Regions from separate parts of the Homo sapiens genome. Here region 2 is linked to region 1. The links are chromatin loops, found by intact Hi-C in ENCODE. Cell type or tissue: transverse colon. All regions are shown on one strand.

Region 1 (5,000 bases):
GGGATGAGGACTGGGGGGGGGGGGGCGTTTATCCACAGATGCTCGTCACTGGTGGTTGAGGGTGACCGTGTGGGGACTTAAATCCCAGGCACTTCCAAGCCACCCAAAGGTGGGCTGAGCAGGTCCTCATGGGCACAGAGAAAGGCGACTGCAGAGAGAGGAGGAGTGGGCACGTGGGCCGGCAGGGTCATCCTGTCAGGAGCTGTCCCTGCACTCGCGAGACCTACGGGTGGCCTGGGGCCCTGCCAGATGCCAGCCCTGTCTTGCCAATGTCCTCCCTGTCTCCTGAAGGTGTGGTGCCAATGAACTGAAAGACGGATTGAAAATACTGTGAGAAGTTAGAAGTGCTATTCAGGTGTACGTTATTAGGTTATTCTCTGAGGGACTTTTAAAGTAAGATCAACTGGGGACAGCAGTGCAAGTGAAGGAAGAGTAAATGATGCCCAGATGGAGAGAAGAACATAGGAGCTGTCTATGCATTTCCAGAAGGAGGCGAGGTGCTCTGTGGGACGCTGTCATGTTTGTATCCACCTAGGAGGCTACTCACGGACCAGGTCTAACTGATGGACCACCCACCTGGCAGCGTCGCTGTCACTCACCCAGGAGAGTGGGAGGCGAGACCGGCACTCCCAGGGTCCAGGTCTCCTTCCTGTGCCGGACCGGTGGGGGCTGGGGCTTCCCTGCCTCCCTGCGAGTGGGCATGGCTGTGAGACCTGCTGTGGCCTATGAGGCTGGCTGAGGGTCACCAGCAGGGTCTCCGAGCAGAGGTGATGTGCTGCTTTGTGGCGGAAGCACTCCACGCGGTGCATTCGTTCTTCCCCCAGCGATGGTGGAAGTGATCGGGAGGTGGAAGAGCCGGTGGAAGAGTGTTGATCCTGTCCATTCCTCAGTGTCCAGCCTCCGGCAAGAAGCTTCCATGGAAGCCTCGTGTTTAAAAGGGGGCAGGCGCGACCCAGCCCTCCCACAGGGTTCTGGGAACCCAGAGAGCTGGGTGCTGTGGTCTCAATGTTTGTGTCGCCAAAAATTCCTGTGTTGAAACCTAATCCCCCGTGGGAGTGCTTTGGAACGGGGCCTTCAGGAGGTGACTCAGTCCTGCTCCAGGGCCTTGTGATGGGGTTTGGGCCTGAGAAAAGGGAGTCCAGAGAGCCAGCTCGCCCCATCCACCATGTGAGGAGGAGCCCTGTCTGTGAGCCAGGAAGCCCCACCAGACACGGAAGCTGCCGGCGCCTTGATGCTGGACTTCAGCCTCCAGATCTGTGAGAAACCAGTTTCTTGTCTGTAAGCCGTTGGTGGAATTTTGTTATTGCAGCCCGGACAGATGAGCATGCTGCGTGGAGGCAGAGCCTGCTTCCCAGCCGTGTTTGTGTCCGTACGTCTCCCACCAGCCCAGCCTGCAGCGGGCACTCGGCCAGCGAAGGCAGACCAGCACCTCCGTGCCTGCTCATGAGAGGAGGCCCGCCTCCTGCTTGCTCACCCCTTTTAAGGCCAAGCTCCCATTTTGCTCTGTGGACTTTGCTGAACGGTCCTGCCCAAGAGAACCCTCAGCACCTCTGGCACTGGAGTGTGGGACAAGTTTGACACTGGATTTTTCTAGAAATACACGTTCAGCGAAGGGCAGATGTGAAGTCAGTGGTCACACAGGCTCCTGGTAACCACAGAGCCCTGCAACAAATGGTAACCAAGCAGCCCTAGGGCAAACGGCGTGGCTCGCCACAAGCCATCTCGAAACTCAACGCCAAGACATATTTCTGAATATTAAATATGCAAAAAAAAGTTGTACAACCGTGTGCAAAATACGTTTCCATTTAAGTAAAAAACATAAATCTAAGCACGTTTTTCGAAGCCACCGTATTTAGGTAACTTTGTAAGAAAAGTTCTGCAGCAACACACTGCAAGACAGTGGTTGTTTTTACTTCTCAAGGAGAGGGGAGAACAGACAGGTGGGAGTGAAATGTGAGGTTCCCTTTCTGTGGGTTTTAATTTTGTTGAGGAGTTGTGTTTATATCTTACTTTTATATTGATACCTAGAAAAACATAAAAATTCGTCAACAATATGCTTTGCCAAAATAATCTGAGCAATGAAACAACTGTCAAGGAAAAGTGAAGTCCCTGCCCACCCACTCCACGCCCTCCCGTTTGCCAGTCAGGCTCAGCCCCTTCTCTGGGGCTTCCTTCCCATCGCAGCCACTCACCATTTTTTCCGCTTACTCAGATTGACCATGTGTCTCCCACACACAGAGATGATTCTCAGCCCCATGGAGCTCGTTTCCAGGCCTTGGAGAAGAGGAGCTGAGGGCCCCGCCAGGAAGCTCTGGGCAGAGGCTTGTGCCCAGGAAGAGCCCAGCCTCAGGGCCCTGCTCTCCAGCTGGGGCTGCAGCTGCCTTCCTTTCCCATCTTGCTGGTGTTAAACAGAGTTCATGGGAATTACTGAGCTGGATTCCAGCGCTTCCTGCCAGGAGGCAGCTCCCCTGGGAAACCTCCTGCCCCCCAACCCGAGATGGCTGCACGGTTGCTTCTCCCGCAGCTGGCTGCTGCGTTCATTCTCTTTTTCTTCCTTTTGGGACTGCAGGCTCACCAGCTCACCCAGCACATAACCCGGTAAATACTTGAACTAGTATCACCTGTTGCTGAGCATGTCTTTAATCTTAAAAGGATGGAGTGGAATCCACGTTCTGCCTCATTACCACGTTGGCGTGTCTGAGCTTCAGTGTGGCCAACTGCATCAAATGATGGTCTCCTCCACAAGTCCATGGCTGGGCCACTGCCAGTTGTTGTTGATAAAGTTTTATTGGCACACGCCCCCTCGCTCATTTATGCATCCTGTGGTCTGTGTGTGTTTCCTGCTGCCACAGCAGAGTTGAGTCATTGCCTCAGAGCACAGAAAGGTTTTGCTCTCGGGCTCTTTGCAGAAAGCATTTACCAACCCACTTCTATTCTAGGACATTCACCGCAGCAAGTGAACCCTCTGCCATCAGAGCTATGCTGTGTGCAGCTGTGTGTGAGCAAGGGTAATTCCACTCTGAAAGCCGTGTGTGCAGAGATTTGGGGAGCCCTGAGACTCTCATTTCTGCTCTAAAGACCTTTGAACAACCGTTACTTATTTTTAAAAGTCAAAAAGTTTAACTAGGCCAGGCACAGTGGCTCATGCCTGTAATCCCAGCACTTTGGGAGGCCAAGGCGTGGGGGTTCACTTGAGGTTAGGCGTTGGAGATCAGCCTGGCCAACATGGTGAAACCTTTTCTCTACTAAAAATACAAAAAAAAAAAAAAATCAGCCGGTCATGGTGGTGGGCACCTGTAATCCCAGCTACTCAGGAGGCTGAGGTGGGAGAATTGCTTGAAACCAGGAAGTGGAGGTTGCAGTGAGCCAAGATCACACCACTGCACTCTAGCCTGTAGGACAGAGCAAAATTCGGTCTCAAAAAAAACAAAAACAAAAGGATAAATAAAAAGAAGATTTAGAGAAGATGCCATAGTCTCTCCTTCCTCCCTATTGGGAGCAACACTCGTATGTTCACATCACATCACACCTTGCACATGTGCACGTGTTCTGCACATGTGTCTTGGACTGCCTGGACGCAGTCCCAGGCAGGATGACACTCTCCTTCCCTTCATTACTCAAATTATTTTTGACTTGTGTTGTTGCAAAATTTAAATCTTGAAAGAATGTGCTCTCCCTAAATTTAAGGTGTAAAACCCTAAGAACTCAGGGAATCAGTTTTCATATAAAAGTACTTTGGAAAAAACTGTGACAGATACTATTTATTTATTATTGTTTTTCTAATTATACCAAATATAGCAATTCTCTTTGGCTTTTGTTGAGTAAGTGGCTGGGTGAGAAACAAATTGTATAATATTTTATTATTGTGCATTACATGCCTGTCGGCTTTAGAAAGACACCTCTCTTGTTCATCCCAGATGAAGACAAATTTAAGATTGAAAAGTGGGGAAAGGCCAGGCACAGTGGCTCATCCCTGTAATCCCAGCACTTTGGGAGGCTGAGGCAGGAGGATTGCTTGAACCCAGACATTCAAGGCCAGCCTGAGCAACATGGTGAAACCCTGTCTCTACAAAAATACCAAAATTAGCCGGGCATGGCGGTGCACCTCTGTGGTCTTAGCTACTTGGGAGGCTGAGTTGGGAAGATCATCTGAGCCTGGGAGGTTGAGGCTGCAGTGAGCCATGATCGTGCCATTCCACTCCAGCCTGGGGGACAGAGTGAAACTATCTCCAAAAACAAAAAAAAAAAGGGGGGGGAAATTTATTTTGTTAATTACACTTCAAGTATACTTCTTTAGAGGATAAGATGATTTAAAAAGGAATGAAGTGATATGTTAGTTGCTTGTGACTGCCATAAAAAATTACTACAAACTGTAACATAAGAAATGTATTCTCTCACAGCTCTGGAGGCCAGGTGTCCAACATCCAGGTGTGGGCCAGGCAGTGCTTCCTCCAAAGACTCCAGGGGCGGATTCCTCCTGCCTCTTCCAGCTTCTGTGGCCCCAGGTCATTCTGGGCTCTGGCCACAGGGCTCCAACCTCTGCCTCTGTCTTCGTAAGGCCTTCTCCTCTGTTCTGGGATCTGTGCCTTCTCCTCTTCTTAGAAGGACACCCGTCATTGCTTTAGGGCCCACCCTAATCCAGGATAATTTCATCTGGAAATTCTTAATTACATCTACAAAGACTCTATTTCCAAATAGGATCACATTTCGAGGTTTCAGGTAGACAGGAATTTTGCGGGGGCTGCTAGTCAACCCACTACAGTGGTATAGAATGTTTTTGAAAATAATTTTAATTTAAATTAGTATTACTAGATAATGTGTTCACATGGTTCAAAATGCAAAAGACACCTGAGTTGAAGTTCTCTCCCGAATGCGAGACCCAGTTTCTCTCCCTAGAAGCCAGCAGGATTATTGGCTCCTGCAGGACCTCTGGGCTCTATCCTGTGAGTCTCTAAACAAATGCCTATAATTCTTGTTTCTTTCCTGTCTTGTGCACCGTC
Region 2 (5,000 bases), 1.3 Mb after region 1:
TGCTGAACCAAGGCTGGTGCTGAGACCAGGCCCGATCTCCAAGAGAGTGAGGGATCCACCCCCGTTTCCCGGGCTCCCGGCACTTCCGCGGGGTCACCAGGCGGCCCCTGGCAAGGAAGGGCCCGGAAGGCCGGCACGGCCACAAAGGGCGTCCTCTACCCAGTGTCCTTCTTCGTGGTGAGCCTGGGGGGCACGCTGGTGGGGGTGGTCTTCGCCTTCCTGCTGTCGCTGGTGACGCGCTTCACCAAGCATGTGCGTATCATCGAGCCCGGCTTCGTGTTCATCATCTCCTACCTGTCCTACCTGACGTCCGAGATGCTGTCGCTGTCGGCCATCCTCGCGTGAGTCCCTCCCACACACGCGAGCTTCTCCACGCCCTCCTCCCGAGCTTCTCCACACCCTCCTGGGTCCGGCAGGGCGAGCCAGCCAGGGGGACCCCAACCCGAGCTTCTCCACACCCTCCTGGGTCCGGCGGGGCGAGCCAGCCAGGGGGACCCCAACCCGAGCTTCTCCACACCCTCCTGGGTCCGGCGGGGCGAGCCAGCCAGGGGGACCCCAACCCGAGCTTCTCCACACCCTCCTGGGTCCGGCGGGGCGAGCCAGCCAGGGGGACCCCAACCCGAGCTTCTCCACACCCTCCTGGGTCCGGCGGGGCGAGCCAGCCAGGGGGACCCCAACCCGAGCTTCTCCACACCCTCCTGGGTCCGGCGGGGCGAGCCAGCCAGGGGGACCCCAACCCGAGCTTCTCCACACCCTCCTGGGTCCGGCGGGGTGAGCCAGCCAGGGGGACCCCAACTCGGAGGGAGGTGCCAGCCGCATGGACACCGGGGGTGTGTGTGGCAGAAGCTCCGGGCTCTGCATCACCAAGTTCCCCGTGAACCCCCGTGAGGGGAAGTACAGGAAGTGGAGGGCCTCCCCTGCCCTCTGTCCTAGCGCGGGACCTTCAGAGCAGTGTCCCGTCACCTCGCCCGCTCCGCTGGCGCTCCCAGGCTGGGTGGGAATTCAGTGTGGGGCAAAGAATTTATTTAAATTTTAAAATAAGGAGTTGGCGTTTCCACTGAATTGTCTGTGGGCCGACAGCAGTGCCCACCCTGAGACAGGTCAGGTGGGGAGGGACTTTGGAACCCTTTGTTGCCCTCCCTGCTGGCAGGCAGCCCCGGTGCCCATTATCTGCATGACGGTGATGCCGCCTGTGGCCCCCGCAGGGCTGTGGGCAGGAACCCTGGCGGCCCAGCCTGGCTCGGGAGGAAGAGGCCCCCGTAACCACACAACTGTGACTCTGGGCCTACAGGCGCCAGGCCGTGGGGGGCTGGGCGGACACGGGGGCCTCGGGCGCCAGGCCAGGTGGCCGTGTCCTGAGGCGCGTCTGTCCCTGCAGCATCACCTTCTGTGGCATCTGCTGTCAGAAGTATGTGAAGGCCAACATCTCGGAGCAGTCGGCCACCACCGTGCGCTACACCATGAAGATGCTGGCCAGCAGCGCCGAGACCATCATCTTCATGTTCCTGGGTATCTCGGCCGTGAACCCGTTCATCTGGACCTGGAACACGGCCTTCGTGCTCCTGACGCTGGTCTTCATCTCCGTGTACCGGGCCATCGGTGAGGCGGGGCCGGGTTGCGGCCGTGGGACCACCGATGGGCCGGCACCGTCTCCGGGAAGGCGCAGGCTTTCTACTGGGCCCAGGGAGATGGAGGTGCAGCCCCGTGCAAGGCAGAGGAGAGGACCTGATGGTGGCGGCCTCGGGGCTGGGGTGGGAGGCTCTGGAACCCCAAGGGAAACCACTTGGTTTCCCACTGACTCCACTGGATGTGCCTCAAGACAGGGTCAGTGGCACGAGAGATGGAACGGGAAGCAAGACAGCCCCGCCCCCGCCCAGCCCCATCCCCCAGCACCCGTGTGTGTGATGCACGGAGCGTGGGGGGGAGACGCCAGGCCGCGTGTGGCTCCGGGTGGATGGTGACGAGGGACGTGGCGTGGGGACGCCGTATCTAGGGTGCCGCTGTTCTTCGTCAGCACATGCTTGGCCGCCAAGACGCTGTCCCGGAGGGGCTGGGGTCCCGCGGCTGGGAGGGCGGCCGGGGAGCTGAGTGCCCGCCCCATCATCCGCAGGTGTGGTCCTGCAGACCTGGCTTCTGAACCGCTACCGCATGGTGCAGCTGGAGCCCATTGACCAGGTGGTCCTGTCCTACGGGGGCCTGCGCGGGGCCGTGGCCTTTGCCCTGGTGGTGCTTCTGGATGGAGACAAGGTCAAGGAGAAGAACCTGTTCGTCAGCACCACCATCATCGTAGTGTTCTTCACCGTCATCTTCCAGGTGAGGCCCAGCCCAGCCAGCCCTGGGGTCTCGGCCCCGCCCGCGAGGGGAGCCTGGGCCCGCACTTCAGGACAAGCATTTCCAGGCTCCAGACCCTAATTGGGTTTCATAATTTTAGTAACTAGGAGCCGTTTTGTAGGTTTTCACGTGGCCCCACTGGGGAGGAAGCATAATTGTCCTAAAAATGTTCTTCCCGGGCCTTCGCTGGTGGATGAGGCCCCGGGTGCTGCTTCCTCCTCTGCAAAGCAGGGGCGCGGGTTGCTGGGTGCCCGGAGAGCAGGGAGGGCGCCTGTGGGCCCCGGGGCAGGTGGCTCTGTGTGGTGCACCTGGCCGGGCCAGCGGGATGTGGGGGGCTGCCTGGCACCAGGGTCACGAGACCCTGTCCTCCAGGGCCTGACCATCAAGCCTCTGGTGCAGTGGCTGAAGGTGAAGAGGAGCGAGCACCGGGAACCTCGGCTCAACGAGAAGCTGCACGGGCGCGTAAGTGCGGGGCTGGGGGGCGGGGGGGGGGCACTGCGTGTTCCTCGGGGCTGGGCTGAGAGGGGAGAGGAGGCTGCGTTGGTCTGGGGCTTGGGGGGTGGCGGAGGGCACCGTGTGTTCCTTGGGGCTGGGCCAGGAGGGGAGAGGAGGCCGCCATACGTGCGGGGCTGGGGGGCGGGGGGGGGCACTGCGTGTTCCTCGGGGCTGGGCTGAGAGGGGAGAGGAGGCTGCGTTGGTCTGGGGCTTGGGGGGTGGCGGAGGGCACCGTGTGTTCCTTGGGGCTGGGCCAGGAGGGGAGAGGAGGCTGCGTCCAGGCCAGGGGCGTGGTGAGGGGGGCTGGTGGGTTCCTCGGGGCTGGGCCAGGAGTGGAGGGGCACCTCATGTTCCCCGGTTGGCCGCCCCGAGACGCTCATGTCTTTCTTCCCTTGAAAGGCTTTCGACCACATCCTCTCGGCCATCGAGGACATATCCGGACAGATCGGGCACAATTATCTCAGAGACAAGTAAGTGGCTGGGACGGCCCCGGCGGTGTCGCACAGCCCGGCTTCTGGAAACATCCTCCACTCGGAAGAACCAGAAGCCACATGCATAACAACTGTTTGAGTCCAGGCTTGGTCAGGGCTCCGGTGCCCCATGAGGCCAGGTGCCAGGTGTGCCCCGAGACACGCAGGTGCTGCGGAAAGGAGTTGGCGGCAGCAGTTGGGGCCACCGAGTGAGGGGACAGGAGCTGAATTCTCTGTGCTCCTTCCAGGGAATAGAGATGCCCTCTCATGTGGCCCAATTAATTCCAAATTGTTATGTAGGAATTGAAAATAAGGCAAATAGATTATTTCCTCCACGTCATAAACAGGGTTAGTATCAGTCAACATTTAAAATGATTTTGTCTGGCAGGGCTCAAGCCTGTAATCCCAGCACTTTGGGAGACTGAGGTGGTCAGCTCACTTGAGGTCAGGAGTTTGAGACCAGCCTAGCCAACATGGTGAAACCCCGTCTCTACTAAAAATACAAACATTAGCCAGGGGTGGTGGCGTGGGCCTGTAATCCCAGCTACTCAGGAGGCTAAGGCACAAGAATCGCTTGAACCCGGGAGGTGGAGGCTGCGGTGAGCCGAGATTGCGCCATTACATTCCAGCCTGGTGACAGAGCGAGACTTCGTCCCAAAATAAAAAAAAGAGTTTGTCCATTAAGGTGAAATCACCTATGTTTTATTATAAAAAACATGTGACACTTATAATAAACCCAGTAAGGAGCACATACAATTTGCCCTGGGTTCCCATTTTCTGAGCGATCTGTGTTTGCTTGGGGTGGAGGCACCGGGAGGTGTGGCCACGTGGCTTCATAAAGCTCAGCTGCGGTTCTCCGTGGCCACAGTGACTCTGCTCCGGGTACCCAGTCCCCGACTCCTTGGCCTCCCAGGGGCCATCCCGGGGGTCTCGGAAGGCACAGCCTCGGTTAGCTTTGACTTCTTGGTGTGGCTGAAACTCAGCCTGTACAGGAGAGCTGCCATTGCTGCCGCGGGGCCTGCCCAGGTGTGAGCACACAAGCTCACCCGGGCCCACCCTGTGCCCTGGAGGGCGGCTCTGGCGGCTGCACCCATGTCCAAGTGACAGGCATCACCTCCTTGTGCCCCAGAGTTTCCTCTAAGTCCGGCCAGGCCACCGTCCCTTCTGATCTGGATAACCAGCGAATACTCTAATTCCGTTAGGCTAAAAAAAACCTCACTCTGGTCAGCTTGGCTCCCACAAGTCTAAGGGCTCAGGGTGTCTGTCCGCCCCTGCCCTTCCTCCTGTGCACCTGAAGGTGCCCCCCATGTGGCCAAAGCCCCCTTGCCTGACCAGGCCTGACACCCACCGTGTCCTGAGCCACCCTCTGGAGGAGGCGGCATGCAGTTTCATATGCGTCTAACGGCCTCCATCCAACAGGACAGGCGGGAGAACGGCGGACGGCCTGGGCGTGTGGCAGGGGCTGCTTCCCTCATTTTAAACGCGCCTACAGGGTCACTATAGCAAACAAAATTCAGGAGAGAAGGGGCCGGGCCACGCGTCCGGCGGGCTCTAGGGCGCCTGTCACCTGAGGCTCACACCCAAGGTCTGTCCCTACAGGTGGTCCCACTTCGACAGGAAGTTCCTCAGCAGGGTCCTCATGAGACGGTCGGCCCAGAAGTCTCGAGACCGGATCCTGAATGTCTTCCACGAGCTGAACCTGAA

What was found. Peaks named below come from ENCODE experiments on the same cell type or tissue, not always from the same donor. Only the 100,000 strongest peaks of a DNase experiment are listed, where the experiment ranks them.
Region 2: it touches region 1 in a loop (17-fold over the local background); 2 of 110 quality-filtered maps call a loop at or near these places.

What each region holds. Positions count from the first base shown.
Region 1 is chr5:1,790,828-1,795,827 of GRCh38, reverse strand. LOC101929003 (a long non-coding RNA gene) reads right to left here and starts at 2,763. Exons shown (of 2, transcript XR_241722.5): 1 at 2,193-2,763; 2 at 1,960-2,024. RefSeq lists enhancers at 1,390-1,499, 3,335-3,594. In transverse colon, no CTCF peak of the experiment used is centred here; a DNase peak (open chromatin) is centred at 2,816; H3K27ac peaks cover 1,423 bases.
Region 2 is chr5:479,861-484,860 of GRCh38, reverse strand. SLC9A3 (solute carrier family 9 member A3) reads left to right here. Exons shown (of 17, transcript NM_004174.4): 5 at 164-341; 6 at 1,379-1,599; 7 at 2,111-2,313; 8 at 2,704-2,793; 9 at 3,226-3,296; 10 at 4,896-5,000. It overlaps SLC9A3-AS1 (SLC9A3 antisense RNA 1), which reads right to left. Exons shown (of 7, transcript NR_125375.1): 6 at 4,645-5,000; 7 at 3,969-4,499. Among named protein-coding and RNA genes, the nearest start is that of SLC9A3-AS1, 9.1 kb to the right of the region's middle. In transverse colon, no CTCF peak of the experiment used is centred here; no DNase peak of the experiment used is centred here; H3K27me3 peaks cover 4,564 bases.